Linked DNA regions of Homo sapiens: all the other regions are linked to region 1. Evidence: chromatin loops called from intact Hi-C (ENCODE). Cell type or tissue: PC-9. All regions are shown on one strand. Each heading gives the region's core, and the rest is flanking DNA. Links, peaks and the distances in the headings are about the cores only. Region 1 overlaps PDGFRB (platelet derived growth factor receptor beta). Region 2 overlaps HMGXB3 (HMG-box containing 3). Region 3 overlaps HMGXB3 (HMG-box containing 3).

What was found. A loop is a pair of places that touch in the nucleus more often than their neighbours do. Peaks named below come from ENCODE experiments on the same cell type or tissue, not always from the same donor. Only the 100,000 strongest peaks of a DNase experiment are listed, where the experiment ranks them.
Region 2: it touches region 1 in a loop (5-fold over the local background); 4 of 110 quality-filtered maps call a loop at or near these places.
Region 3: it touches region 1 in a loop (4-fold over the local background); 5 of 110 quality-filtered maps call a loop at or near these places.

What each region holds. Positions count from the first base shown.
Region 1 is chr5:150,107,066-150,117,261 of GRCh38, forward strand. It overlaps PDGFRB (platelet derived growth factor receptor beta), which reads right to left. Exons shown (of 23, transcript NM_002609.4): 23 at 6,774-8,881. The coding sequence ends at 8,698. It also overlaps a transcript of CSF1R not described here. Among named protein-coding and RNA genes, the nearest start is that of CSF1R, 26 kb to the left of the region's middle. RefSeq lists a silencer at 2,981-3,275, enhancers at 4,321-4,833, 5,544-6,293 and a promoter at 6,205-6,983. In PC-9, for the core only: no CTCF peak of the experiment used is centred there; DNase peaks (open chromatin) are centred at 3,066, 5,276, 5,646 and 6,346; H3K4me3 peaks cover 328 bases; H3K27ac peaks cover 1,797 bases.
Region 2 is chr5:150,017,088-150,027,283 of GRCh38, forward strand. HMGXB3 (HMG-box containing 3) reads left to right here. Exons shown (of 20, transcript NM_014983.3): 6 at 1,479-1,610; 7 at 7,175-7,593; 8 at 9,619-9,794; 9 at 9,933-10,030. It also overlaps the pseudogene RPS20P4. Among named protein-coding and RNA genes, the nearest start is that of HMGXB3, 21 kb to the left of the region's middle. In PC-9, for the core only: no CTCF peak of the experiment used is centred there; DNase peaks (open chromatin) are centred at 4,864 and 5,254; H3K4me3 peaks cover 1,952 bases; H3K27ac peaks cover 3,963 bases.
Region 3 is chr5:150,046,163-150,053,443 of GRCh38, forward strand. HMGXB3 (HMG-box containing 3) reads left to right here. Exons shown (of 20, transcript NM_014983.3): 17 at 1,462-1,595; 18 at 2,407-2,523; 19 at 4,090-4,299; 20 at 5,563-6,966. The coding sequence ends at 6,030. CSF1R (colony stimulating factor 1 receptor) reads right to left here. Exons shown (of 21, transcript NM_001288705.3): 21 at 7,133-7,281. Among named protein-coding and RNA genes, the nearest start is that of CSF1R, 37 kb to the right of the region's middle. In PC-9, for the core only: no CTCF peak of the experiment used is centred there; a DNase peak (open chromatin) is centred at 4,269.

The sequences.
Region 1 (10,196 bases), core at 2,880-7,879:
GCCAGATGCATGAAGAAATGTATAAACAATCCAATGAATGAATGAATAAATGAAGAGCAAGGAGAAGCTCTCCACCCTCCAAAAGCAATTTATTCAGCAAATGCTTCATGTGTCAGGCCTTGTTCTGGGCCCAGGAAGGCCAAGGCTCAGAGCACTTTCCTGCATGCAGGGACCTCACCGCCTGGTGGGAGGTAAGGCAAGTAGCTAAGTGGTGTTATACAGTGCAGCTGATAATATCTGACATCTATGGACATTAACATGATTTGTCATCCAATTTGGAACCTTTGAGACTGGAAGGGGTGCTATTAATAATTGCATTAACACAGGGGCATGAAGAAGGACTGTTCTGGTTGATCCATTGGGCACACTCTTCATGCCAGTCTCTGGACTGAGCTATTTGCACAGATCATCTCATTGATTCTCCCAGCCACCTTAGGGGAAAGCTGTAATTACTCCATGTTACAGATGAAGAAAGACAGGCTCAAAGATGGTAAGTAACCTGCCTGGAGTTAAACAGCTAAGTGGCAGAGCTGGGTTTTAAACCCTGGAACCCAGAGCCAGAGCCCACATGTTCAACCACTGTCTTTCATCAATGGCAGGGGCTCTCAGGAGGATCGAGGGTAAAGGGGAACAGCCTAGGCTTTGGAGCCAGATAGACCAGGAATTCATTCCCCACTCCTAACCACAGCCAGGTCCCCGGCCTTTCAAGGCCTTGTTTCTTCATTATGTAAAATGGGGAAGGGGCTATTGACTCAGATCCAGTGAGACAATAATGCAGGTGAAGGGCATGCAACAGATATTTCTCAATCACTGTCCCTGGCCCTGGGGACATGGTGGTGAACAGGTCAGCTGTGGTCCCTCCCTTCTGCAACTCACAGCCTATTGTCAGAGCCAGGAGAGGAACCAGGCCACTGGGGGAGTTGCAAGATGTCCTGGGATCACCGGAGAGAAGAGTCAAGGAAGGCCCTATCTGAGTTGAGAGGAAGTGAGAAGGGTGAGGAGTTGGGGGAGAGATACAGGGAGGAGGAAGGAATGTTCCAAGAAGGAGAAACAGCACAGTAAAGGCCTGGAGGCGTAAGAGTGCACAGGGTATGGGAGGCTAAGAATGCTGAACAGATGTGAGGGCCCATAAGAGGCACAGACAAAGGAATGCGAAGAGAAATCATTTTCAGCTGAAGAATGAGGAAAGCTTCTTGGAGAAAGTAGCTTTTGCTGGGCTGGAAGCTTGAGCAAGACTTTGACCTTCAGCTATAAAAGACTGGGCATTCTAGGTGGTGACGGTAGCACCAAAAAAAGGGGCAGAGGTCAGGAAGCTAGTGGCCCACACAAGGTGGATGGACCTTGGAGGGCAGATGTGGGAGAGGCAGTAGGAGAGGTTGGAATCAGATCAGGGAGGGCCTTAAAGATTCCATGAAGGAGTCTCGACTTTGCTGGGCCACGGGGAGCCACTGAAGATGTTTGAGCAAGGGAACACCAAGACCATCACTATGCTTCAGGAAGATCAAGAATGAAAAAGAAAAATTTTCAGATGTGGAAGCTTCCCTCTTGTCTCTTCAGAGGGGAAAAAAGGGACTTAGAATTCTGTGATTTTCCAGAAACTGTGTTACTTCCCCATGTTTGTGACTTTTCTAGTTCCTGCAGTGAAGACCCACAAAATCTAAAACCAGAGACTGTGGATCTGCAAAGGGGAGCTGGGCAAGGGCAGCCTGCTGTGAAGCCCTGCAGGAGAAGGCGAGGAGCCCTGAGCAGGTGGGGGGTGGGAGCTGCTGGAGAGGGCAGACCTGTATGCCAAGAACATGTGGGTGAGGGAAGAGCCAGCTGGGAGGGGGTGGTACAGGGAGACAGTTCGGCTTCTGTGATGTCCCCAGGTCCCTGCCCCAGGCCAATGGTCCCTCGCCAGACCCCTACACAGTGGTGGCAGATTTTCTTCCAAGCTGTGGGAAACTTTCATGGCCCAGAGCGGCCCCAGAACCCCATCCCAAGGAGAAGCCCGCCCCCCCCCCACCACCCAAGAAATTCCAGGAGCCACATTCTGTGTAGGCAGCTGGCCCCTGACCCCAGGGCTCAGCCTGCTGGCCACTCTGAGATCTGGAACTGGACCTAGACACCCCCGGGGAAGGTAGGAGCAGGGAGGCTGGAAGGCAAGAGCCTCCCTGCAGTGACTGTAGCCAAGCCACTTGATGGCTCTGAGCCTCAACCTCCTCATCTGGAGGCTCCTCTCACAGGCTAATCGTGAGGATCCGATGGGACCACTGGTAGGAGCACACCCTACACCATGAGGGACTGGGGCAGAGCAGGGCGGTGAGGGAAGGCTGGGTTTCCCGACGGGTGGGATGCCCTGTCTAGATGTGGGATGATGGATTAGTAGAGCTGCAGCAGCACTGAATGGCACTGTGGGAAGCTTCCTGCCTTGCCAAGTCCTCTGGGTGTTTCTGGTTATGCCAAGGAGAATGTTTCAGCTTGGCGCATTTCTGTCTTCAACTCTTCTCTGTCACCCACTTATGACTTTTCTCAATAAACCAAAGAGGGTCCATACTTCCTCCACCAGTCCAGAGTACTTAGCTAGAATTAAATAACGTTGTTTCTGTTGTTTGTATGTTTGATTTTCTCAGCCGCCCAGGGCACTATATGTACTTAAAAGGGAATTTTTAGACTTCAGTGACATTTTAAATGTTTATTCTCTTTACTCAACAACTCAATGTCTAGGAATTTATGCTATGGAAACAAATACTTAAATATGCAAAAACAAACATATTTTATAAATAATGGCCATTGTAGCATAACTTATAACTCTAAAAAATGGGAAATAGTCCAAATGCCCCTCAGTAGGAGATTGGTGTTAAATATAGTGAACCCCAAGTTTCTCTTCAAAGAATCAGTATGTCAATATGTTCAGCTCTCTTATTCTTTGATTCTCCATTTTAAAGTTTAACTTCCTGGATCTCTTCGCCCCCTTGCTTCTGGTTTCAGTAAACAACTTTCCCACCAGTCCTAATCAGTTCACATCTGTTCCCCTGGTCACCTGCTTTGACCTGAGTCACCTGCTCCATCCTGACTCATCCTGAGCCACCTGTTCGTATCCACCTTTCCCACCAAACTACTCACCCCGGCACTCCAGCTCATGCTCCTGCTCTTTTTTTTCAAATAGCCAATTGGAATTAGCTTAGACTATGCGGTCCAACCCTAGCCAATAGGGGAACAATGCAGCAGTAGAGGCTGCCTGTGTCAGGAATAAGAACCTCTTCCCCTCCCCTGTCAAGGTGTGCTCTCGCCATTGTTCCATCTGCCAGGAGCACCCTCTCTGCAGAAAGTAAAAATTGCCTTGCTGAGGAAATTAAATTTATGTTCGAGTGCTATTTCTTTGTGGCACTGGGGAACAAGCATTTTGCATTTCTGACATTGGTTAAATAATGTCTGGCACAGGCTTGCTTTTAAACTATGTGCATCTCTCAAAATGAATGCATTAATATCTGTATTTCCCATGGACCTATGAGTATGCCCATGATATATTGTTAAGTGAAAAACAAAAAGTTGCACAATGACAAATGGGAGTTTTGTTGAAGATTATAGCTATATTCTATGTAGATAGGTACAGATACAAATATTAGTATGGATATAAAGAAAACAACTTTGAAAAATATAACTAAACTATTTATAGTGAGAGGCAGAATTTCAACAAGATAAATTTGTACCACAGAGTTGCTGAATAAAGAGAATAAAGATTTAAAATGTTACTGCATTTAACATATAAAAATACTCAAAGAAGACCTTCTCTTTCTATATTATGTATTTTGGTAATGGATTTTTAAATACAGGCATATATGACATAAATACTTGTATCAAGTAGTTTTTTTTTTTTTGTCAGATCACAGGACCTTATTAAGATGGAATCACTGCTAATTACATAGAAGCCACTTGCCTAAGCCAGAATCCATGAGGTTCACGTGAAGTTATAGTTGCACAAATTAGAAACAAAAGGCATATTCAAAGACAGAAGGAAATATCCTGATGCCCATTAAAAATAATTTTTAATTGCAAAACCGAACATTATAACTAAAATAAAAGGGGCCTGTTAGAGACGGTGCCCTGATTCAAAGAAGAAGGGACGTGAATGGGAGCTGTGAGACCCTCATCAGCTGCAGGTCAGGGCCCCGGCAGAAATAGCTCCTTTCAGTCTTTCCCTCTTTTTCCAGGAACAAGAACCCCGGCCGTGAGTGGGGTGGCGGAAGAATTGTGCAGTCCAAGTGGCTCATCTGTCTGGGAGGAAAATCCCAGCTCACCCGTCTTCCCTGGGCCCGCCTGAGGGGAGAGACTGGGAGGCAGGAGCCCAGCAGGGGCTGACCTGTGGTTACCCCAGACCCTGCCTGCCCTCTGCACAGGGGCCTGAGAGGCCCAAGCCCTCCCACAAATGAGTTTTTATTATTTTTCTCTAGCTCTCAGATGATGTTAGCTTTCCTTTCTCATCCAGTCCTTTCCTATCCTTTCTCTTGGGGAAACACAGTACCAGAAGGTCTGGAGACAGAAGATAGGAGTTTTGTCGCAGGCTTCCCCAGTCCCTAGCTCTGCAAATTTGGGTGGGTGCTTTACCTCCCTGAGTGCTGACTTGGGAGTCAGTCTGACCTGGGCTCCTCTCCCATCCCTGCCACACTGACCAGATGATCTTGGGCAAGTCACTTCAAAACCTCCCTGAATGCACATTTGATTTGGTTTGAATGCAAATCAAAATTGTGAAAATAAAATAAAATTTCAGGAGCTCCCCAATTCATTATGCCAATGGGAAAAGTTAAGCCCTGGAAACTGAGTCACATCACAGGACTGCTCTCTGACCATTGCCTCTTGATTTTTGTGTTGAGAATGTTATACTTTAACCGGGCTCCCCATTCTTTATTCAAACCTGGACTAAATGACACGCTGGTGATCATTACCTCTTTACAAATGAGTGTTAAGCAGCCCCCTTAAAGTGTAGTCAATAGTAGCCAATCAAATCTTGTAGCTCTACGTTAACCTTTGTATGGAAAATGTAATTGTGTTACCCACCCGTTTCTGGCTATATAAACCATCCTCACCTTGCCCCACACAGGGAAGCACTGATCACCATTCTCTGGTTTTCCTGTTTCCTGACGACTACCCTCACACTTTGCCCTTGAATAAACTTCTTTAACTAGAAAAACAAAAACAAACAAAACAACAACAGCTTGGACTGGTGTCTCATCTGTAACATGGGATAATAGTAGGACTCAGGTCACTGGGCTTTTGGGAGGGTAAAATGAGCTAATGTGTGTGAAGCAACCAGACAGCCCTGGGGCATAGTAACTGTTGGATAGTGGTAGTCAGATTTTTATCAACCTTTGTCTTAGTGTGGCATCTAGCTCCATTTATCCCTGGGGAAACTGAGGCCTGATGTGGTGTAATCCACTCAAGTTCCCATAAGGAGCAGGCCTGAGACACAGGGAGCTGAGATCTTCTGACCTCCAGACAGAGGCTTTTGCACCAGCAAAGATAATCCCTGTCTGGAATGTGGGCTAGTTATTTTCTTTACAAGGCAGATCCGGGTATCACCTCATTCAACTCCTGCCACAGCTAGAAGAGAAGTCACAGGCTCTGGGTGTTTTCTGAAGCCAGGATCCCTGGGATGGTGGGCTTTGTATGGCCAGGCCTTATAGCCGTCGGGTATTTTCCCTGGTGTGGCTCAGCTGCCCCTGAGTTGGCGGCTGGGCCTGTGAGTCAGAGCTGTCCCATGGCTCCATTCTTTTCCCCACTTGAAGCCACAGCCCCAGACTCCTGGAGGCAGTCCAGGGAGGCCTGTGGTTCCAAAATGAGGTCCTTCCCGCACCCACTCAAATGAAGATGCCGTTTCCCCAGCTCAGAGAGAGCAAGGGAGGGGCTAAGGACACACAGTGATGGATCTGAGGCTGACATCTGGTCCACCTCAAGTGAGCCAAGTACAGGACTCTGGGCCCAGGTGGGAGGGCCCTAGCACTCTGTCCCCTGCCCCCAGCAACCCTATTGCCCCTGGCCCTGTGTTGCTGCCGGGGTCCCACAGGCCTGGGCTCGGCAGGAGAGCCTATGACTCATGCCGGCCCCACAACCCCTGAGATGCTGCAGCCGTGAGGGGTCTGGGTCCTGCCAGGTCTACACCTCTCTGCCCTCAAAGCCACAGCCTGGTCGCCACCCTATTCCCTCCCCTGTCCTTACCCTGGCCGCAGTTCCCTCCGCTTCCTCTCTTCCTCTTCCTCTTCCTCTTCTCTCTTCTCCACCTTCTCCTCACTTCGTGCTCTCACGCTTTTGGACACTCTGTCTGCCCTTCTCCTACCTGGGGCCTGATCATGACTCACCTGGACCTGGAATCTGGGCTCTAGCAGCTGCCTGTCACAGAGCACGCCGGCCTCAATCCGGGCCTGTGGGCGGAGTGGAGGGGAGGGTGTCCCAGCTGATAGCCAAAGCCAAAGCACATGGTGGAGGCAGTGAGACGCCTCAGCACCAGAGCCTTGGAGCAGCCCTGCAGCCCCACACCCTCCTGCCCGACTCAAGGCCAGGCTCTGTGGAGCCAGAAAAGCCTGCTCGCTTCCCACCTTGGGAAACCAAGCCCAAGGTCTAGGCCCCCCAGCTTCCAGCGAGGGGTGGGAGAGCGAAAATCCCCACTTTACAGATGAATGAAATGAGACTCAGAGCTGAAGGGACCTGTCTGGGGGTCTGCGTCTGGGTGAGCCTCATGTGCCCCACTCCACACTCCCTATGGGCAGGAACCCAAACCCGAGAGAGACCACAAAGTCTGTGAGTGAGAAGCACCAGGTTTAATATTAAAATCTTTCCCTTAAAAAAAAGTACACAGATAGAAAAACTCAACAGCATACAAAATAGCATTTCTGCTGTATAAATGTGAGTTAACGTGAGTCCTAAAAATATTTGTAAACCTAGGTGATTATATCTTTGGTACCGTATTGAGAACCCACTCTCCCTCCTTGGACCAACTCTGGGGATCCCAGGGAAGTAAGGTGCCAACCTGCAATGCAGGGTTGGTGCCCAGAGGGGTTGAGCTTCCTGCACCCCCTTCCCAACCCTCCCCGTGCGGGGGCGTCTTGGCTACAACCCTGACTCCCCTGGCACCTCCAATGCCCACTGGGCTGGGGACAATGAGATGTCACTGCTAGGTCTGGGCAGTGACAAAACCATACCCCCATGGAGCGCTGCCTCAGGGATGGGGCAGCTGGTGGGTGAGGGGCAAACCTCCAAAGCGCCCACCTCTCACATCCTTCTTGGGGTACCCATCTGAAGCTTCTTGTCTTTTACAAGACATAACTGTCCTCACTGTCCATTCTGTCTTCGACGCAGACCTCGGCACAGGTGCTGGAGTGGTGGGCTGCAGGAGGTGATCTCATTTGCCCTCTTTGTCCCTTTTGCCCAGGATACCCCCGGAGGTCATCGTGGGTAGTGAAAGAGGTCCCGTGGTCTTCCCATGTCCCTGGGGCAGCTGCTGGGGGCTTTCCAGGACACCGGCTGTCACTCTAAGTCAAGGCCTGTGCAGCTGTGTTCTTGAGACTTGCTGGGGGCCTGGGGAAGGGGCATGGTTCCTGAGTCCCCAGAGTGTGATGTGTGATCTGGAATCTCCCAGGAGCCCAGCTGACCCCCAGGATGGAAGTTTAGGGTATATGGCCTTGCTTCATCTGGACAAATGTGCAACCACCTGGAATACTCTAGAATGTTAGTGCTGGCAAGGCACTCAGAGTTAATAAGTCCGACTTATTCATTTTTTGAAGGGGAAACTGAGGCCCAGAGAGGGTGAGGGATTCCTCCAAAGCCTCATAGCAGGTCCAATGCAGAGCCAGGGCCATATACTGGCACACACACGTGGCCACTCCACACTGGCACATTTACATTCTCATCACAGATGCGGGGCCCGTCTGGCCTTCTAGACTCTGGTGGATGGATTAAGACTGAGGGTGATAAAGAAAAAGCCCCAGGACTGATGGGCCTGAAGGACAGGGACACAGGCACTTGCTATGGCTGCGTGTGCTCCAAGTGCCCTGGGCAAGGGCTGCAGGCTGGGGGTGTCCTGTACTTGGCTCAGCCTCCAGCATTAATTAGGCTGCCTAATGGCCCCAGACCAGCTCGGGCCAGGGAACGCAGGGACTGGCATCATAGGGAGGAGACTGGCTTTCTTCTGGATGAGGCAACACTGCTCAAGGCTAGGCCCTAGCTCAGCCAGCAGCCAGGGAGGCTAGGGTCTCTTCCCTAGCTCCTGGGTGGATAAAAGTGCGAGGAGAGAGCTATGATTCCTTGAGGGGTAGCTGGCTGAACAGAAAAAAGTTAATTTACCACCTCAGTAACTCCAAGAATCTTCCCAGGGAGGGATTCGGTCTCCCCACCTGTCAGCCAGGGAGAGAATCCTAGATTCTGGGTCATCAAGCCTAACTTTCCCATTTTACATATGGGAAAACTGAGTTCCCTGGGGGAACCCTGGCTCAGAGTCAGTTGGCCTCCCTGGAGGCAGAGGGCTGGTCACGGCCCCTGCAGTTTTCTTGCCTCCTAAGCCAGCCCCAGGGTTTGGGGCACAACACGTCAGGAGCAGAAAGCTTCCAGAAGGGGACAGCTGATAAGGGCAGCCTGGCTGACAGGAAGCCCGGTCAGGCCAGGCCAGGAGATGCTGGGTGCTGGCAGGGGGGGAGCTTCAGGCAGGGCAGGGTAGGGGCCAGCCCCCTACAGGAAGCTATCCTCTGCTTCCGCCCGAGGCGCAGGGCACCCCGAATCCGGCAACTGTTCCAGCTCTGGCTCCGGCTCCACCTGGAGCTCAAGCTGGGGCTCTGGCTCTGGTTCGTCCTGGGGCTCCAGGGGGCTGTCACAGGAGATGGTTGAGGAGGTGTTGACTTCATTCAGGGTGGAGCTAGAGGAAAGAGGCAGTGAGTGAGGGGCTAGGAAGGAGCCCAGGAGGATTCCAGCAGCAGTCATGAAGAGCCTTCGGTGTGTCCACCCCTGCACCGTAGGCTTCACACACTCCGGCTCATTTAACTCTTGTGAAAACTATGCAAGGCCTGCACCGTGAGGAAAGTGTGGCTCAGAGAGGTTATATCACTGCCCCACTTCACACAGCAGGGAAGTGCAGGAGCTGGAACTTCGGAGCAGGGTCAGCTGGCTCCAAAGCTCGTTTCTCACCCACCAGCATCTCCCTCCTCTGCACTCCTAAAGGTGTATGCTATCTCATTTAATCCTTGCAATGACCGCCTAATAGAAGTACTTTTACTGTTTGTATTTTACAGAAGAAGACACTGGCCGGGCGTGGTGGCTCACATCTGTAATCCCAGCACTTTGGGAGGCCGAGGCAGGCGGATCACCTGAGGTCAGGAGGTTGAGACCAGTCTCAACATGGAGAAACCCCAACTCTACTAAAAATACAAAATTAGCCAGGCGTGGTGCTGCATGCCTGTAATTCCAGCTACTCGGGAGGCTGAGGCAGGAGAATTGCTTGAACCTGGGAGGTGGAGGTTGCAGTGAGCCGAGATCGCGCCATTGCACTCCAGCCTGGGCAACAAGAGCGAAACTCCATCTCAAAAATAAATAAATAAATGAATAAAAATAATAAAAAAAAAAAGAAGAGGACACCAATGTTTAGACAGTGAAGCAGCTTGTCTGAGGGCACAAAACAGGGTGAGCATTCACACCTCAAGCTGTGTGAGCGCTGCACTTCACTCCTCTGCACCATCCACTGGGACTCTTGGATGGTTGGCCTCTTCAACAGTTAGAGCAATGAGGGCCTTCGGAGCCTTCTAAGGCCGGTGTGCACTCCTGGCACATATGGAGAAACTGAGGCTCGCAGAGGAGAAGCCTTCCCAGGTCTCAGCGGCTAGTGGCAGAGTTGGGACAGTACCCCAGCCTGGGGCTCCAGCCACTTCACCTTGGGCTGGATCTCGCTTTGGAGGTGGGCGTGGCCTCATGGGGAGCCCTTCTCTCCAGTTAAGGGGAGATCCTGCGTGGACATCAAGTCCACACAACAGCAGGGTCCTCCTATAAAGCCCCCTCTGGGCTGTAACTTCACCACTTCCCAAGGCAAAAGAAAACCACGAATCTCCTTCCCAGTCTGAATTCTGTCCTGAATTCCTTTAGGCACCTCTGACTCCTACAACCAAGCAGGCTCCCTCTGGCCCCAGGGCGTGGTGCTGAAGAACAGAACATAGGCCTCAGGCTGGCCATGAGTAACAGCT
Region 2 (10,196 bases), core at 2,299-7,298, 91 kb before region 1:
TCTAATAAATGTCAGCCAAGCACTTCTAGAAAAGTGTTTTATGATTAATACTTAGGACTGAAACGTCATCCTTGAACATTAGCACTTTTTTTCCTAAAGTCATTTCTCTAGCCTACTTAACAATGTTAAGAATTTCCAAGTCCATGGTAATTTACTTATGAAACTAACCTATCTTAAATTTTTACTCTGCTTTCTTGAGGTGTTCAGAATGAGAATTATACATTGGCCATAACCTGAGAAAGGATCAGAGATGTTTTATATTCCACTATTAATAGTCTCTCACAAGCATGTAGAATCTAAGTGAATGTTTTCTCATTTCTTATCTCACTTTCTCAGCAAGACACGCCTATAAAATAGGAAGAACAGGCGATTTTACAGAGGAAGAAACTCAGGGCCCAAGAGTTAAGGTTCCTTACCACCAGGTCACTCAGTGTATTAGTGGCAAAATTGGAACCCAAAGCCTGGTCTTCCTCTTTTTGGTGCCATACCACTTCACGCTCATCCTTGACTTAATACCACTGTCATAATTGGAAGCCATAATTGAAGCCTTTTCCTTAGGCTTCCTTGCAGAGGTAGCTAATGGTAGTTTGGTGTTTCCCCAAGGAAGCTTTTTGCGTTTTGGCTGGGCTAGGGAAGCTGGGATTAATAGCTGAGTAAACATTCATATGTGACAGAACAAATATGACAGAGAAATGGGTTTTTTTCCAGCCTTAATCTAGAAGCGGAGCATGACTAATGAATGAGTCGTTTTTATTTGTAGCTGAAATATTATAACCCATAGTAATACATTTTGCTCAAAGGGAGATCAGTGGAGATGATAAGAGCCAGTGGCTATATATATTAATATGCAAATAACTACATTCTGTTGAGTATCAAAGGATAGGGCCTGGCTTATAGTCCTGAACTGCCCTTATTTTTTCAGTGACCATGGATCTATTTTTATTCTGAATCCCAGGTCCTTGGTTGTCTGAAGAATGAAGATGAAGCAAATTCTTTGAAGTATTTAGAGCCAGAGGGTGCAGCTGGATGCATAGAAGGAATGTTGGGCCAAGAATAGAGAAATATGGGTTCTAGGTCTAGCTCTGCCCTTGATTGATGATTTGAGGCAAAGCATTTAAACCTCAGTAGTAATAATACGTACTTAATACGATTGCTGAGAGTATTAAATGAAATATTGGTAAAGTGTTTAGCATTGTGTGGTGCCTAGCTCAATGCATAGCAACTATCACTTTCTTCATTCTTCTGGTACCTAACTGTAATGTTGGGCAATTGTCTTTCCCCATTTGAACTTAGTTTCTCCATTTCTAAAGAGTGAATTTGTTGTATTGTAGGACCTTTCCAACACTGACCTTTTATGATATGATTATGAATTGGTTATCTTTCCACAAGCTTGTGACCTCCTGGTGTTGCTGTGATTATAGTGGTCATCAGTCTGAGAGAGGTTGTTCTATTGATTCTGATGTGCTCTTTATTTACAGACCACTACATATACCCGCCGGGGCCATGGGACATGCACCAGCCCAGGGTGCTCCTTTACATATGTCACCAGGCACAAGCCACCTAAGTGCCCTACCTGTGGTAACTTCCTAGGAGGGAAGTGGATCCCAAAGGTAAGGTCCATTGGCTGTTGCTGCTTTGGAAGCCTCACAGAATAGACTTTCTGTTTGCCATTAGGAACAGGTGATTTTTAAAAAGTTAACATTTGTTTTTACTGTCTGACTATACAAGTAAATCATTTCCATTGTATATAGTTTGTTTAAAAAATACAAAAGAAAAATGGAATAAATTGTTATCCAAACTCATATACCATCCAAAGAAAAGCCATTATTAACATTTTGGTGTACTTCTTTCCAGTCTTTTTTTCTGTGAATAAGTTCTGTATCTGTTTTTTTCTTCTTCTTTCCCTTCTTTTTTTTTTCCAGTAGAGATGGGGTCTTCCTTTGTTGCTCTGGCCTCAAACAGTCTCCTGTCTCGGCCTCCCAAAGTGCTGGGATTACAGCACTGTGAGCACTGTTTTCCCTTTTATTTTTCTTTCTGTTTTTTCGTGGATATCTCCAATACTATAATATTTTGCTTTTTTTAATTTAACATATCATGCCTTTAAATAGTCTTCAAAATAGTACCTGTTTCATAATTTCCATGAACTACTACACCATGTTTATTTACTTGTTTCTGTCATCCCCCCGTCTGTATATAGAGATGTCTGTATCTATATGTCTTTAACATTTTTATTTAACACTCATCATCAGTTAACAATGTTTCTGTTTATGTCACATTGTGAGTTCCTTAATGACCTTGGTATCTCCCACAGCCTTTGCCCATAGAAGACACTCAATAAATAAATGAGCATCACTGCTGTGCCCTTCTGAAGTTCCGTTTAACATGTTGTCACCTGTGTATGCTTGGTGCGAACTAGATAAAACATATATACTTGCCACATTTTTTATATGAAACTATACATTTTAAGGGCTAAAATGGATGGAAGAGGCAGTAAATTCTCACCTAGTTCAGAGAGGAGAGACATTTATAAGGACTGAGACAGACAGGCAAGGTATTATAGAAGAGAGAGAGTTGAAGATTCAACAGAATTTGGGTGGGTAGAAAAGGAAAGAGAGGACATTATTTTAGTGAAAATGGCTTAGGTTAGGTTCGTGATTATCACATGTTTAACTCAGCATGGTCCAAACTTGTATGTGTAGAAAAACCTTGTATAGCAGCATACCTTAAACTTCTCTGGGGCAATTTTCACATCTCTTTGAGAAATACTGGGATGGTGACTTTTGCCCTCTGGATGAGTGTTTTGGCTTCTGGCTAAGTTCAGGGTAGCACTAATTCCAGGAGACAGGATAATTAAGAACACAATTCTGGAGTTAGCTACCTCAGTTCAGACCCCTGCTTCCCAAGGTTTTTAACTATGTAATCTTGGTCAAGACATTCTATATCTGTTCCTGGATTTAAGTTTTGTCTCATCTGTCAATGGAAGTTAGTACCTACTTCATTAGGGATGTTAGCAGGGTCAAATAAGATTATCCATATAGACTAAATGGCAGTTTCTGGTACATATTAAATCCTCAGTGAATGTCCTGCTATCATCATGATAGACATCAATGTAATTATTAGCCCTACTATTGCTCTTCATGTTGTCAGGAAGGGCCTAGTGCTAATGTCTCACAGGGGGTTTTGTCTAAGGCTCTTGTGCCATCTTCTCTGATGTGCCTCTCTGAAGCCATCAGTGTATTCACAATGTATTCCCCAAAAAGGCAGTTCTCTAACTGCAGTGGGGAGATTGAACTGGATAGTAGTCAGAATCTTCCTTGGCCTTTCTTGACCAATGCGAAACAGGTCTCAAATGACCATATTTCCTGTGCTTATACATGAAAGACTGTCAGTGATCACTGTGGGCTTATCCCTCCTTCAGGCTATTTTTACTTTGGCTTTTTCATTTCTTGTATGTGTGGCTTTCTTTTTCATTTCTTGTATGTGTGGTTTTTTTTCCACTTTGAAATAACTTTTTTTTTTGGGACAGAGTCTCTTGCTATGTTGCCTAGGCCCATTTCAAATTCTTGGTCTCAAGTGATCCTCCTGCCTCAGCTTCCTGAGTAGCTGGTACTATAGGCATATGACATCATACCATCATACCTGGCTTTAACTGAAACAGCTTTTTTTTTTTTTTTTGAAGATAGAGTCTTGCTCTATTGTCCAGGCTGGATAGCACGATCTCAGCTCACTGCAACCTCTACCTCCCTGGTTCAAGTGATCCTTATGTCTCAGCCTCCCGAGTAGCTGGGATTACAGGCATGTGCCACCACAGCCAGCTAGGTTTTTTTGTATTTTTAGTAGAAATGGGATTTCACCATGTTGGCCAGGCTGGTGTCGAACTCCTGGCCTCAAGTGATCCACCTGCCTCCCAAAGTGTTGGGATTACATGTGTGAGCCATGGTGCCCAGCCTGAAAAACTTTAGAGCCATGGTTCTCTTACTAAGATCAAGCTCATGGCATGAAAACAATTTTTTTCTTAGCTACCTTCCCCCATCTTGACTTGCTAAGTCAGAATTTACCAATGTGTTCTGCAAGGATTACCATGTCAAGAGTAGATACTGTGATTTCTAAAGCTTATAGAAACAGAATGAGTGTGAGAAGACAGGTAACATTTTACCATCAGTGCACTTAGAATTTTAGAAATAAATTGACTTTGATTATCAGCTACTTCAACTCTTTTGAGTTTCCAGCTAAGGAAAAATAGATTTTGAAAAAGCGACTTACTAAATTCACACAGCCAATTATCCCATTGCCTTTTCCACTAAACCACACTTCTCAGGCATTGCTGTGCTGTTTAGCTGCAGAATGTAAGACAAGCTTGTCCAACCTATGGCCCAGGATGGCTTTGAATGAAGCCCAACACAAATTCATAAACTATCTTAAAACATTGAGATTTTTTGTTTTTTAACAACTGGTAATCAATGTATTAAAATAGTTGACTTAAGCATCTGCAGTGGTGACTTGCACCTCAACTCCTGGCTCAGTACTGATGGAAGTAATTTGCTTAACAATCTCAGAAGGACTGTGCAAGTCAATTAGTTGCTTGTGGATTCTCCTATGGAAACATTCCTATGTCTTAGAACCTTGACCACAAGTTTTTCTTGTAGTGATTCTCAAAGTCTTGGTAGGCATTCGAACTGATCCTTTCACTGAGATTCTTTTCCTTTGCTCCTCTGATCAAGTCAGCACACATCTTCTCCAGGGATTTTATGTTGCAGCTCGTTAGAGTGATTTGAATTCGGTGAATTGCCACCTCCAGCTCCATGGGTGTTTTTCCGGTGTCTTTAAAAGCCTTGGCTGCAGCGGGCTTCCTGACCGACTTGTTCCTTGGCGAGAGAGAACAGCGGTGAGTCAGGAGCAGGAGCGGGCAGGAGCGGGCGGACCGCAGCTCCGCACCACCTATGACTGTGTCTTCCTCAAAGAGCAAAACATTATATTTTTTTGTGTGTGATTATTTTATTTTTATTTTTTTAGGCTCATCAGCTATTGTTAGTGTTAGTGTATTTTATGTGTGACTCAAGACAGTTCTTCCAATGTGGCCCAGGGAAGCCAAAATTGGACACCCCGATCTATTAATAAGATTTCTTGAATTCTGATTTTTGAGGCAGCAAGTATAATTTGTCTCTAAAAGCTCCAAGTGTGTTTGTGCCAGCCAGGAAATGACTCACCTTTTGTTGTATTGTTCTAGAGTTCATACTGGCTAAAATTAGCCCAAGAAATATGTGGCATAGTTCCCAATGAGTTGGATAAAACAAAAGATAGTATATAAGGCTGTTTAGCTCAAGGCTTCATTCTTAAGGCTCTCTGATGGCAGCAGTTGAGGTCTCTCTGAGCCTGCAGCCTCAGAGAATTTTGAAAGTAACATCTAAAATGAGTAGGCTGAGTTAATGAAATGTGAGATCACCAGGTAGAGTTGTTTTGCTCAGATTGCTTAAATTACCCAATCTTTCTGTGGTGATTTTTGTCTAAAATAGCCTACTTAGTAGGCAGTGTTTGCTCAAAAATCTTATCTCAAAAAATGAGTTTAGTCTCCTGTTTTTCTGCTAAATTTTCCCTCTCCTGCAGTAAATAAGCTCTGTGCACTTGACTTGGAATTTTTCTCCATGTTAACTCACTCTTAGGGGCTATTATGTGTTAGAATCTGAGAATGCTTTACCAAAGAGCTCTTAAGAGGTCACCTGTTACTGGCTCTTTTTTTTTTTTTTTTTTTCCAGACAGGGACAGGGTCTCGCTCTGTCACCCAGGCATGAATACAGCTCATGCAGCCTCAGCCTCCTGGGGTCAAGTGATCCTGCCACCTCAGCCTCTCGAGTAGCTGGGAACACAGGCACACAGGCTGCATACCACCATGCCTGGCTAATTTTTTTTTTTTTTTTTTTTTTTGTAGAGATGTGGTCTTGCCATGTTTCCCAAACTGGTCTTGAACTCCTGGGCTTAGGTGAGCCTCTTGCCTCAGTTTCCCAAAGACTTAGGATCACGGGCATGAGCCATGACGCCTGGCTGTTACCAGTTCTGAACTAGAAGTGCAGTATGCAGATGGCTTTGGAAATGTTGAGGGGTTTTTGGGTAGTAAGCGACTGGGAGATAAATCATTGAAATTTAGTGACATTGGCACAGACACTAAACTTTCTGTAATGTGCAGGGAGGTCCTACACACTATAGAATTAGGTCACCCAAAATGCTGTCTGGCTCCTGTTGACAAATACTGAGAGCCCAACCCTTTGCTATTTCATAAGGGGAAATGAGGATTCAATTGAAGCTTGCCTTATACCACATAACTAATTAGGAGTGGAGCTAAGCTTGATAGAACCCAGCCTTTATGTTTCCTAGTTTACAGTGCCCTTTATGATATACATGGTGGGTAGAAAACCTTTCTGAAGACAACCACTATTTAAAAACATTTTTAAAAGCGTATGTGTGTATATATAATACTATTATTTCCACTGCAGTGCTAATTGGATAAAAGCTAAGACACCAAGGACTTTTTAAAGCCAGGTCTAGCTGAAATAGCAGCTGCCATTTTTAGTGAGTTTGAATATTTGTAGCACATAATAATGCATGAGTTAATTTGATCCAGTGCAAAGTATGTGACATATGTGCAAGTCATTCTTAAGACTCTCCTTAAAGAATCTGGGACAAAAAACAGAATTTTTCCCAAAGGAGATGGGAAAATTTGAATCTGTCCACATGAGGTTGCGGCCACATTGGGATTAACTGAATCTCATAAAAGGACCACCAAGGTGAACAACTTAGGGCTTTTAGGCCCTGTATGGCAGTATGTCACCCTCTTTCTAGACACACAGAAGTAGCCTTTGAATAATGTAAAACTAAATGTAAACCTAAAAAATGCCAACATTTGGTTGATGAAACCTGGAGAAGCTTTTCAATAAGAATTCATTAGAAGATGAACAGTTTTATTCAAACGAAGGCATTTAATGCTATAGTGAAAGGAACCTGTAGCCAGAAAACTTAGATTCAGGCTAGTTTTACACTTGAGATCTTAAGTTAACTTCTTCCTTTCATGGACCTTAGTTTCCTTATTTATTGCCCATATGTTATTAAAAATGAGAGAATGTTTGTGAATGTCATCAACTGTAAAATCCCTTATGTATACAAGGTATTCTTATTTTTCTAGGAAAAGCCAGCCAAAGTAAAAGTGGAATTGGCTTCTGGCGTCTCTTCCAAAGGCTCTGTGGTGAAAAGAAATCAGCAACCTGTCACCACTGAGCAAAATTCCTCTAAGGAAAATGCCTCCAAACTGACTCTGGAGAATTCGGAAGCTGTAAGCCAGCTCCTGAACGTAGCTCCTCCCAGAGAAGTAGGTGAGGAGAGTGAGTGGGAGGAAGTGATCATCTCCGATGCCCATGTTTTGGTTAAGGAAGCTCCCGGGAATTGTGGTACAGCAGTCACTAAGACGCCAGTCGTCAAAAGTGGTGTGCAGCCTGAGGTCACTCTGGGGACAACTGACAATGACAGTCCTGGAGCAGACGTACCAACACCATCCGAGGGGACAAGTACCTCCAGTCCACTCCCTGCTCCTAAAAAACCTACAGGGTAAGTCAGTGTGTTTGTATAATATAGGGCTTTGGAAATGCCCCATGTTTCTTTTATCTCATGTCTGTACAGCATGCCTGAGAGAGGCAGCAGAGACCAGGCAATGGTTCCTGTTTTAGAGATACAGAAACCAAGGCCTAGAGATATATAAAGATTGTCCCTTCCCCCGGACTCTGCTATTCATGTACTGCTGTCAGATTACTTACACATCTCTTCTTGTCAGTCTCCCTAAAGCATTAATTAGAGTCTTGCTGGTATAGGCTCTGGGCAGTATTAAAACTATGAGTTACCAGTCCTGGATACTGGATTTGGAAAGAGAATCTTTATTAAAGCATCCTGTAGAAAGAGTTCTGGCCTTATAGTCAGAGAACTCAGTACTGGTTCTGACTGTTTCTGGCTTCTGTTTGACTTTGGGCATTGTCACTTCATGTCTCTTCACCTCAGTTCTCTCCTCTGAAGAATCTTGAGTTGGATATTAGAAAATCTTATCCTCACAGGCTGACTGTACAAACTGAAGATTGTATATAAAACATGCAACCAAGTACCTTGCAAGTCGGAGGAAGTCACTATCTTTTTCTCCCCTTTTCCTCCTTAAATGCTTAATTGGATTCTGTGTATATCCCTTCCCTGAGGAAGTTGTGTTCTTGTAACTGAAGACCCTTATTTGTATCAATGGTTCTCAACTGGTAACAATTGTGCCCGCAATGAACACCAGAAGCCAATTCCACTTTTAACTTTGGCTGGCTTTTCCTGGAAAAATAAGAATACCTTGTATACCTTGTATGCAAATATGTATGTGTGTGTGTGTATATATATTTTTCCCATTTTTTTTTTAACACAAATCATAGCACAACATACATACTTCTACATCTTGTTTTTTATTTTTATGTTTATTTTTATTGTTTGAGACAGGATCTCTCTTTGTCATTCAGTCTGGAGTGCAGTGGTGCGAACACAGCTCCCTGAAGCCTCATCCTCCCAGGCTCAATCGATCTTCCCACCTCAGCCTCTGGAGTAGCTGGGACTACAGGCACGCACTACCACACCTGGCTAATTTTTGTATTTTTTTTTTTGTAGAGATGGGGTTTTGCCATGTTGCCCAGACTGGTCTTGAACTCCTGGGCTCAGGTGATCCGCCCGCCTTGGCCTCCCAAATACATCTTGCTTTTTTTTGGGATGGAATCTCGCTCTGTCGCCCAGGCTGGAGTGGCGCCATCTCGTCTCACTGCAAGCTCCGCCTCCCGGGTCCATGCCATTCTCCTGCCTCAGCCTCCCGAGTAGCTGGGACTGCAGGCACCTGCCACCACGCCTGGCTAATTTTTTGTATTTTTAGTAGAGACGGAGTTTCACCGTGTTAGCCAGGATGGTCTTGATCTCCTGACCTTGTGATCCACCCGCCTTGGCCTCCCAAAGTGCTGGGATTACAGGCGTGAGCTACCGCGCCCGGCCCCATCTTGCTTTTTTTAAAAAAAATCATGTAGCAATATACTTTGGCGATGGTTTTGTATATTTAAAGGATGAAGCTGTGCACTTTAGACCTTTTGTTTGAGACACGTAAATCACTCTAGCAAATGTTTATTGAGGCCTCCTCTGTGGTATAGGCCATGTGCTCAACATTGGTGCTGCAAAGATGAAGCAAACATGGACTCTGTTCTCTAGGGTCTCTAAGCTGCTGTCATAAGTATATGCTCTAACTAGAGGTAGATTAGATGTTACAGCTATAATAGCGATTGGCATTACACGCTGTAGACATCGTTTTACACTTCTGTGTCTTCGCAATGACCCCATACTGTATAGGTAATTACTGTTCCATTTTACATATTAGAAACTTGAAGTTAACAGAAGAATGAAATTACTTGTCCAGGGCCACACAGCTATTTAGTGGTTGAATTTGAACTCAATCTGTCTAAAGCTTGACAGTTTAACCCCAATACTATCCTCTAAGAAAGCACTATGTAGAGATTGCGCTTTGGTTTTCTTCCCTTTGTTCCAGAATTTCCAGATTTCTCTTCTTATTCTTTTCAGAGCTGACCTGCTTACCCCTGGGTCCAGAGCTCCAGAGCTTAAAGGCAGAGCACGGGGCAAGCCCTCATTACTGGCTGCAGCAAGACCCATGAGAGCAATTTTGCCAGCCCCAGTTAACGTGGGGCGAGGCAGCAGCATGGGACTGCCCAGGGCCAGGCAGGCCTTTTCCCTGAGTGGTAAGGGCTGGGACATACCTGGGATGGAGGGGCTGTCTGACAGGAAAGGGACAGGAGTGGGGGGTTGAGAACGGACATAGAGACTTGGGGAGACTCTGAATGCACTTAAGTCACCAGTTTGGCTCCTGGTTCTCTCAGATAAGACTCCCTCTGTGAGGACTTGTGGTCTGAAGCCAAGCACACTGAAGCAGCTGGGCCAGCCCATTCAACAGCCATCTGGCCCTGGTGAGGTGAAGGTAAGGCCCATTTTCCAGAGTGGGAGCTGTTTGAGGGTCTGGCTGCTTCCATGTAATGTATCAAAGCTATAGGTAAAGGCACATCCCATTTCTTACACGTTGGCAGACCTCTGGGTGGAGGTTAACATGAATGATTTATCTGTTTTTTAAGTAATTTCTTAAAACT
Region 3 (7,281 bases), core at 2,282-7,281, 62 kb before region 1:
TGACCCTCTGTCAGGTCCCATCATTGCCCTAAGCCACTGTTGCTTCTTTTACAAAGAGGGTGCGATAATAGCTACCCACTTCCTAGATCACTGAAGATAAAGTGAGCTAATGCGGTTAGAGTGATAGCCGCCTTTTTTAACTGTAACCCATAGTGAGAAATACATTTTGTGTCATGACGCAGAATGATATTCGTACATATGCAAGTGTGTATAACTGAAACAACATTCCCAAAACAGTATTTTTCTTTATTTTCTATCTTATTTCATTTTTGAATTTTTGGATATGACCCACTCAATTGATATTGTAATCACTTAATATGTTGTGATCCACTGGTTCTCAAACAGTGCTTCCTAATATTAGATATTGAGGCTGGGCACGGTGGCTCACGCCTGTAATCCCAGCACTTTGGGAGGCCCAGGCGGGCGGATCACGAGGTCAGGAGATCGAGACCATCCTGGCTAACACGGTGAAACACCATCTCTACTAAAAACACAAAAAATTAGCCGGGCATGGTGGCGGGCGCCTGTAGTCCCAGCTACTCAGGAGGCTGAGGCAGGAGAATGGCGTGAACCCGGGAGGCGGAGATTGCAGTGAGCCGAGATCGCGCCACTGCACTCCAGCCTGGGCGACAGAGCGAGACTCCGTCTCAAAATAAATAAATAAATAAAAATAAAAAGATACTGAGGTCCACCTCATATTCCTGCTAATATTTTAAGGGCCCAGGCATCTTTTTTTTTTTTGAGACGGAGTCCTGCTCTGTTGCCCAGGCTGGAGTGCAGTGTTGTGATCTGGGCTCACTGCAACTCTGCCTTCCGGGTTCAAGCAGTTCTCCTGTCTCAGCCTCCCAAGTTGCTGAGACTATAGGCGCACGCCACCACACCACCACACCTGGCTAATTTTTTGTATTTTTAGAAGAGATGGGGTTTCACCATATTGGTCAGGCTGGTCTTGAACTTCTGACCTCAGATAATCCACCTGCCTCGGCCTCCTAAAGTGCTAGGATTACAGGTGTGAGCCACTGCACCCGGCCCCCAGGGATTATTTTTTTAAGGTGCCCCCACATAGTTCTCTTGTGCTAGCCAGGTTCAGGAACGTTGTGTAGAGGGCACTTTTAAACCGAGAGCTGCTGTTCTTTTCTTATTGATGCAGTCATGGTAAGCATCTGAGGTCTTGGTTCTGAAAAACCTTAGAAGACTGGATTAAAAGCTGACTTATTTTAGGGTTTTTTTCAGTGGCGGTATGCAGGATATCTCACTCAGATGTTCCAGGGCAGAAAGCCAGTTGTAATAGACTTCAAATATCTGCAGAAAGCGTGGACCTGACTTGAGTTCCACCTCTGCCAGCACTGGGGGAGGGCTTGGTGCAGAGCTGGCTTCCACTGTTTGCTGTTTTGTGGGCCTAGCCTTGGCCTCTGGTGACTGGCGGCAGCACCCTCCCACCAGCACTGTTGTCTCTTGCAGGCAGTGGCAGTGCCTTGGTGAGGCTGCTCCAGGAGGGCACCTGCAAGCTTGATGAGATTGGCTCCTACAGTGAAGAGAAGCTGCAGCACCTGCTAAGGCAGTGTGGAATCCCCTTTGGGGCAGAAGACTCCAAGGTGAGTGTCAAGGGCAGTGGTGGATATCGGGGCTTCTGGAGTAGGCTGATTGGTCCACTTTTTAGGTCAGGGATATGAATATCTGTGATGGCATCTGCCTTGGACACAAGGTGCTGGCAGTCAGGGATGCCTAGGAGATGGTCAACAGCTAGATGTGACATGTATGTGGGGCCTGGCCTCTAACAGTTCCTCCTGTTGAAGGTTGTGAGCCTAGGCTCTGGGGTCAGGAATCCTGGCTCTCCTCCTTACTGTGTGTGACCTTGGATAAGCTGCTTTATATTTTGAGCTTCATTTTCCTTGTTTGTAAAATGGAAATAACCAAAATACTAACCTTGTGAGATTGTTGTAAGGAATGCACTTTACACAGTGTCTGGTTACTACCTATGCAAGCTCTTAGAAAATGCCTACTGTTACATAGTGTATGTGTCTATGTGTTTTATTCATACATTATTTACTTTCCCTTTCATATTTCTGTGCTGTTGAAAATGTTATGCTTCCTTCAAGATCAGATTCAAATGTTAGCTCCCCTTTGATGGTTTCTTTGCCCTGTAAAAAGTGAAAGGACTCAGGCCTCAGAGTCTGGCAGCTTGATCAGCAGTCTGGCTGGCTTTGTCTGTGACCTAATCCTTTCAGGGCCTCCGATTGCTTACCTGTACCTAGAGGAGGTTGGGCTGATGAGGCTCCAAGGCCCGCTCTGACCCAGGCAGTTTATTCTTTTGCTTTGGGTGTTGGGTGAGTGTGTGATGCTGAGCACCAGCCGTGGTCCCTTAGCATTCGCCCTTATGTTTTTAATCTTGTCCTTCTACTCCAGGACCAGCTCTGCTTCTCCTTGTTGGCCCTCTACGAATCTGTACAGAATGGAGCTAGAGCTATACGGCCCCCACGTCACTTCACAGGTGGTAAAATCTACAAGGTGTGCCCCCATCAGGTAAGAAAATAACTAGGGGGAGCTTGGAGTGAATTTGCTAATGTTGAACTTCCCATACAGGGACTGATCCAGCTCAGTTTTGGGGGGCTAGACTTAGGTCACTGGGCAACCTCCGGCATAGCTGCCCACGGGTCAGGTGCTACCCCCTGGGCTAGGGAGGGAGGCTGGGTCTTCTGTCAGTATTTTTTAAGCACCCTACCACATCCTGGGCATCAGCTGTTGAGGGTATAAGGGCGAGCTTGTATAAAGAATGACAAAGATGTCGTTCCTCCCTAGTTGACCGTATATTTTAGTGGGGAAATAAAGTCACCACAGCTTGTGGCATTGGCTCTGAAGAAATTAGATAAGGGCCTAAGATAGAAAGTAACAGGGAGGAACCTGCTGTCTGAGGTGGCAGAGAAGACTGAGACCTGCAGGATAGGGAGGAGCCCATTGGTAAGCCAGGGAAGGAGTGTCACAGCCAAGGGACCACCAAGGCCGTGAGTGGGGAGACAGAGTGAGCTGAGAGGAGGGGGTGTTGGAGGGCTCCCCCGGGGGGCCAGATCACATAGAGCTCTCTAGGCCAGAGTAACAGTTCGTATTTTATTCTGACTGATGAGGGACCTTTTGGATGGTTTTGAATGGGAAATCTGTGGAAGGGTATGGACAAGGTGGCACTGGGTTAGCTCCAGGACAGGTTATGTACTAGATGACAGAGTGGGCCCAGGTAGATCTTGGAACGGAAACCCCCCCCCTTAACAGGTACTGAATGGGAGAGAGGTGGCTTATCAGAGCCTTCACTGAAGCACATGAGTCAGCAGGGGGATCTAGCTGTAAAAAGAGAATCCAGTTCCCAACTACTTTAACAGAAGCTGTGTCTGAAGGAGATGCTTAATGCTTCTACTCTGGGCAGATCAGAGCCTGCTCAGGGAATTGTGTTCATGCGACAGGGGATCATCTCATGAGAAGCAGCTGACAGCACGGGGAGAGCTGTAGATCTTGGGGGCTGTGATGGGAGTGGCATCACTTGGAGGTGACAGCCAAGTGGGTGTACCCAGAGTTGTGGAATGGTGCTTGGGGGGCCCTGTCAGTGGAGGTGTTTACTAGGCTACATTGTGGATTCCCATCTGGGCAACAAGCCCACTGGGGTCTGGTGGGGAGCTTGCTCAAAATACAGATGCTTAGACCCTACTTCAGAGACCTTAGTTTCTTAGGTTTGACCTCGGGCCCAGGCATCTCCATTCTTAACCAGCTCTTAGCTGCTGCTGCTGCTATGTAGCTAGCATAGTGAACTGGTAGGTGATGTGGAGAGAGTGGGGTTTTGAAAGATGTTCTGAGGTGCCTTTCAGCCTAAGTTGAGGACAGGATGCTCCCAGCTGTCTCTCAGAAGGGCAAGGATGAGCTGGTGACTTCATTTAAGGACAGAAGTAGGAAGGGAGCAGCATGCCATGGGCTCTGGCAGGATGGCCATGGCTTCGGCCCTGAAGCTGATTGCTCATCTTCCTGGGAAGAAGCGAGTGAGAACTGTACACTCTCTGCAGACTGGCTTCCTAATTAACCCTGCGCCCCCCACCCTTCATCTCCCAGGTGGTCTGCGGCTCCAAGTATCTTGTGCGAGGTGAGAGTGCCCGTGACCATGTGGACCTGCTTGCCTCTTCCCGCCACTGGCCGCCTGTCTATGTGGTAGATATGGCCACGTCAGTGGCCCTGTGTGCTGACCTCTGCTACCCAGAGCTGACTAACCAGATGTGGGGGAGGAACCAGGGCTGTTTCTCTAGCCCCACAGAGCCACCTGTGGTGAGTCACCTCCTGAGGAACTGCCATGTCTCCTCAAGCCTACCATGTCTTGCTCTGTCACCCAGGCTGGAGTGCAGTGGTGTTATCTCGGCTCACTGCAACCTCTGCCTCCCAGGTTCAAGCAGTTCTCGTGCCTCAGCCTCCCGAGTAGCTGGGATTACAGGCACACACCACCACACCTGGCTAATTTTTGTGTTTTAGTAGAGATGGGGTTTGGCCATTTTGCCCAGGCCGTTCTCAAACTCCTGGGCTCAAGCAATCCACATGCCTCAGCCTGTCAAAGTGCTGGGATTACAGGCATGAGCCACCACGCCCAGCCTACTCCGTAAGTTTTTACTGACCAAGCCCTCTGTTTGAGGCCACAGTATATCACTTAGTGTGCCCAGGATATCCCAAACCTTGTGTTAAAAGAGGTTGCCTTCCAGAGAAGCCTAGAAAGTTGCCACCTTTGAGAGTTATTGTGCACACTGACATATTAAAGGCCCCAGCCAGCCCTGGATTAGTTTAATTCACCATGTCTTACATTTAGTTGACCATGGATAACACTGTATGGCATGCCTGTTGTGATCTGAAGATACACTGGTTTAGAAAACACTCATCTTATCCAACCCTCTCCTTTTATTAAAAGGGGAAGCTAAGGCCCAGAGGAGGAAATGGACTTTTCCGGGTCCCACAGCAGATTAGTGGCAGAGCCCTTGTCTCTGTGTCTTGGTATATTGTACCAGACAGTATTTCTCACCAGTCATGTACCCTCCAAGGCCAGCAGGCCAGCCTTTGGCCTTTGCTGAAATAGATGTCAGAACTGATAATTAGGAAGAAGGGAAGAATAACAAAGGTTGAGTGCCCCAGCCAGGATGCATTATAGGAAGTGAAGGCCTCTGGCTTTGCCTTGGAGGAGTCATTATTGTCATTACTCCCTGGGGCTCACTGGCTCCATGAGCATGCTGGGGACTCCAGAAAAGTGTCTTAACCTCAGTCAGAGCCTGATCTTTCTGCTCCCCTGCAGCCACTGGCCTGAATGGACCGGGGGCAATAATAGCATAAGTAATCCAACATCTGTTCTGGAAGGTGGCCACTGTTACTGTCCCTGTTCTCACATGAGGAAATGGAGGCACTGGCGGGCAGGGGTTGGCCTAGGAGACACAGTACATGGTGATGTTAGGATTCAAAGAGGGCTGGCTGAGCCTAGAGTGTTCTCGTCACCAGATGGGTTCCACCTTAGTCATTCCTTCTTATCAAAATGCATTCTCATTTCTCTTCTAGAGTGTGTCCTGCCCAGAGCTCTTGGACCAGCATTATACTGTGGACATGACAGAAACTGAGCACTCTATCCAGCACCCAGTCACCAAGACTGCCACGCGGCGCATCGTCCATGCAGGCCTACAGCCCAATCCTGGTGACCCCAGTGCTGGGCACCACTCCTTGGCCCTGTGCCCTGAATTGGCACCTTACGCAACCATCCTGGCCTCCATCGTGGACAGCAAACCAAACGGTGTCCGCCAGCGGCCCATTGCCTTCGACAATGCCACTCACTATTACCTCTACAACCGCCTCATGGACTTCCTCACCAGCCGCGAAATTGTCAATCGTCAGATCCATGACATTGTACAGAGCTGCCAGCCTGGTGAGGTGGTCATTCGTGACACCCTCTACCGCCTTGGGGTTGCTCAGATCAAGACAGAGACAGAGGAGGAGGGTGAGGAAGAGGAGGTGGCCGCAGTGGCAGAATAAGCCAGGCTGTTGTACAGGGACTACACCATCTCTCAAGCCATAGTAAGGCCCTTGCCTGAGGCAGAGCTATCCAGGGGACCTGCAGAAGTGGTCTCCTGTGGGGAGGGCCTCTGACTGCTGGGACTGACCAAAGAGCTTCCATTCCCTGAGCATGGTGGGACCCAGGGTCCTCAGTTCTCAACCCTCCAGGGGTCAGGAGTGGTACCAGGAAACCTCTTCTGGCCCCGAGAGAGCACTTGGGGGACACGGTATGTTTAATGGAGGGGAGGCTGAGGGAAAGGCTCGTAGCTGGTGGGTTCCGTGGGGCCTGCGGTGTGGGTCAGGGTGGAGGTCCTGGGTGGGCTAAGGCGTGAGCCCCAGCACTAGGTGGGAAGGCTGCTGAGGTCTCTCCCACCCCTGAGGAGCCCTGGTTTCAGCCCCCTCAGTCTGATGAATTGCTTAGCCTGTTGCCTTTGACTAGGGGCCTGGGTGGCCTCATTAACTCTAGGGGTCCCTTTGGGCTCTTGATTCTCCCTGAAGGAGGGATGCATTTCTCTCTTGCTCTTCCTGTACCCACATTTGGGGGAAGCTGAGGAGGGAGGAACAGTCAGCCACAGCTCTCTTCCAGCACTGTCCTCTCCACCCCAAGCTTTGAGGAAGAGCATCCCCTTCCTCCTTTCCCTGGCCACTGCTGCTGCAGCCAATATCCTCTCTGGGCCTGGGACCCTCTCCACAGAGGGGATGTGGTCCCTGGTCATGACATAACCTAGCAGCAGTAGGAAAAACTCCCTTCTATGAAGGGGAAGCAGACTGGGCCATAAGGAAACAGCAGGACTGGCTCAAGTGCCCAAGGTTTGTTTAGGGCCTGGGAATTGGCCATGTGTTAATTTATTGAGTGGAGTAGGTGGCTTTTTTTCCCTCCCTCTTCCCCCAACAAGAATAAAGTTTATTAAATTATCTGGTTTTGGTGTAGCAGGAGTCAATTCCGTGCACATCGTATGGGGCACAGTGTGGTCAAGCTCCACAGCTGTGAGCTCGTCACTTCATGTGAAGGAGGGAAGGAAAGAAAGACGTTCCAGGGAATTTGCAGGTACTCATGTGGCACAAAGAACCAGAGGCTGACTGCATTAATGCTGTTAGTTTAATGTGGACAGAGACATCCCACGGCGTGACTGTTAGTTAGGATGAGTCAGCTTGGGGGAGTTTGTGCTTCCTGCTTGGTGTGGCCAGCCACATGCCAAGGTCCCCTGCCTTCTAGCCCAGAATGACGGG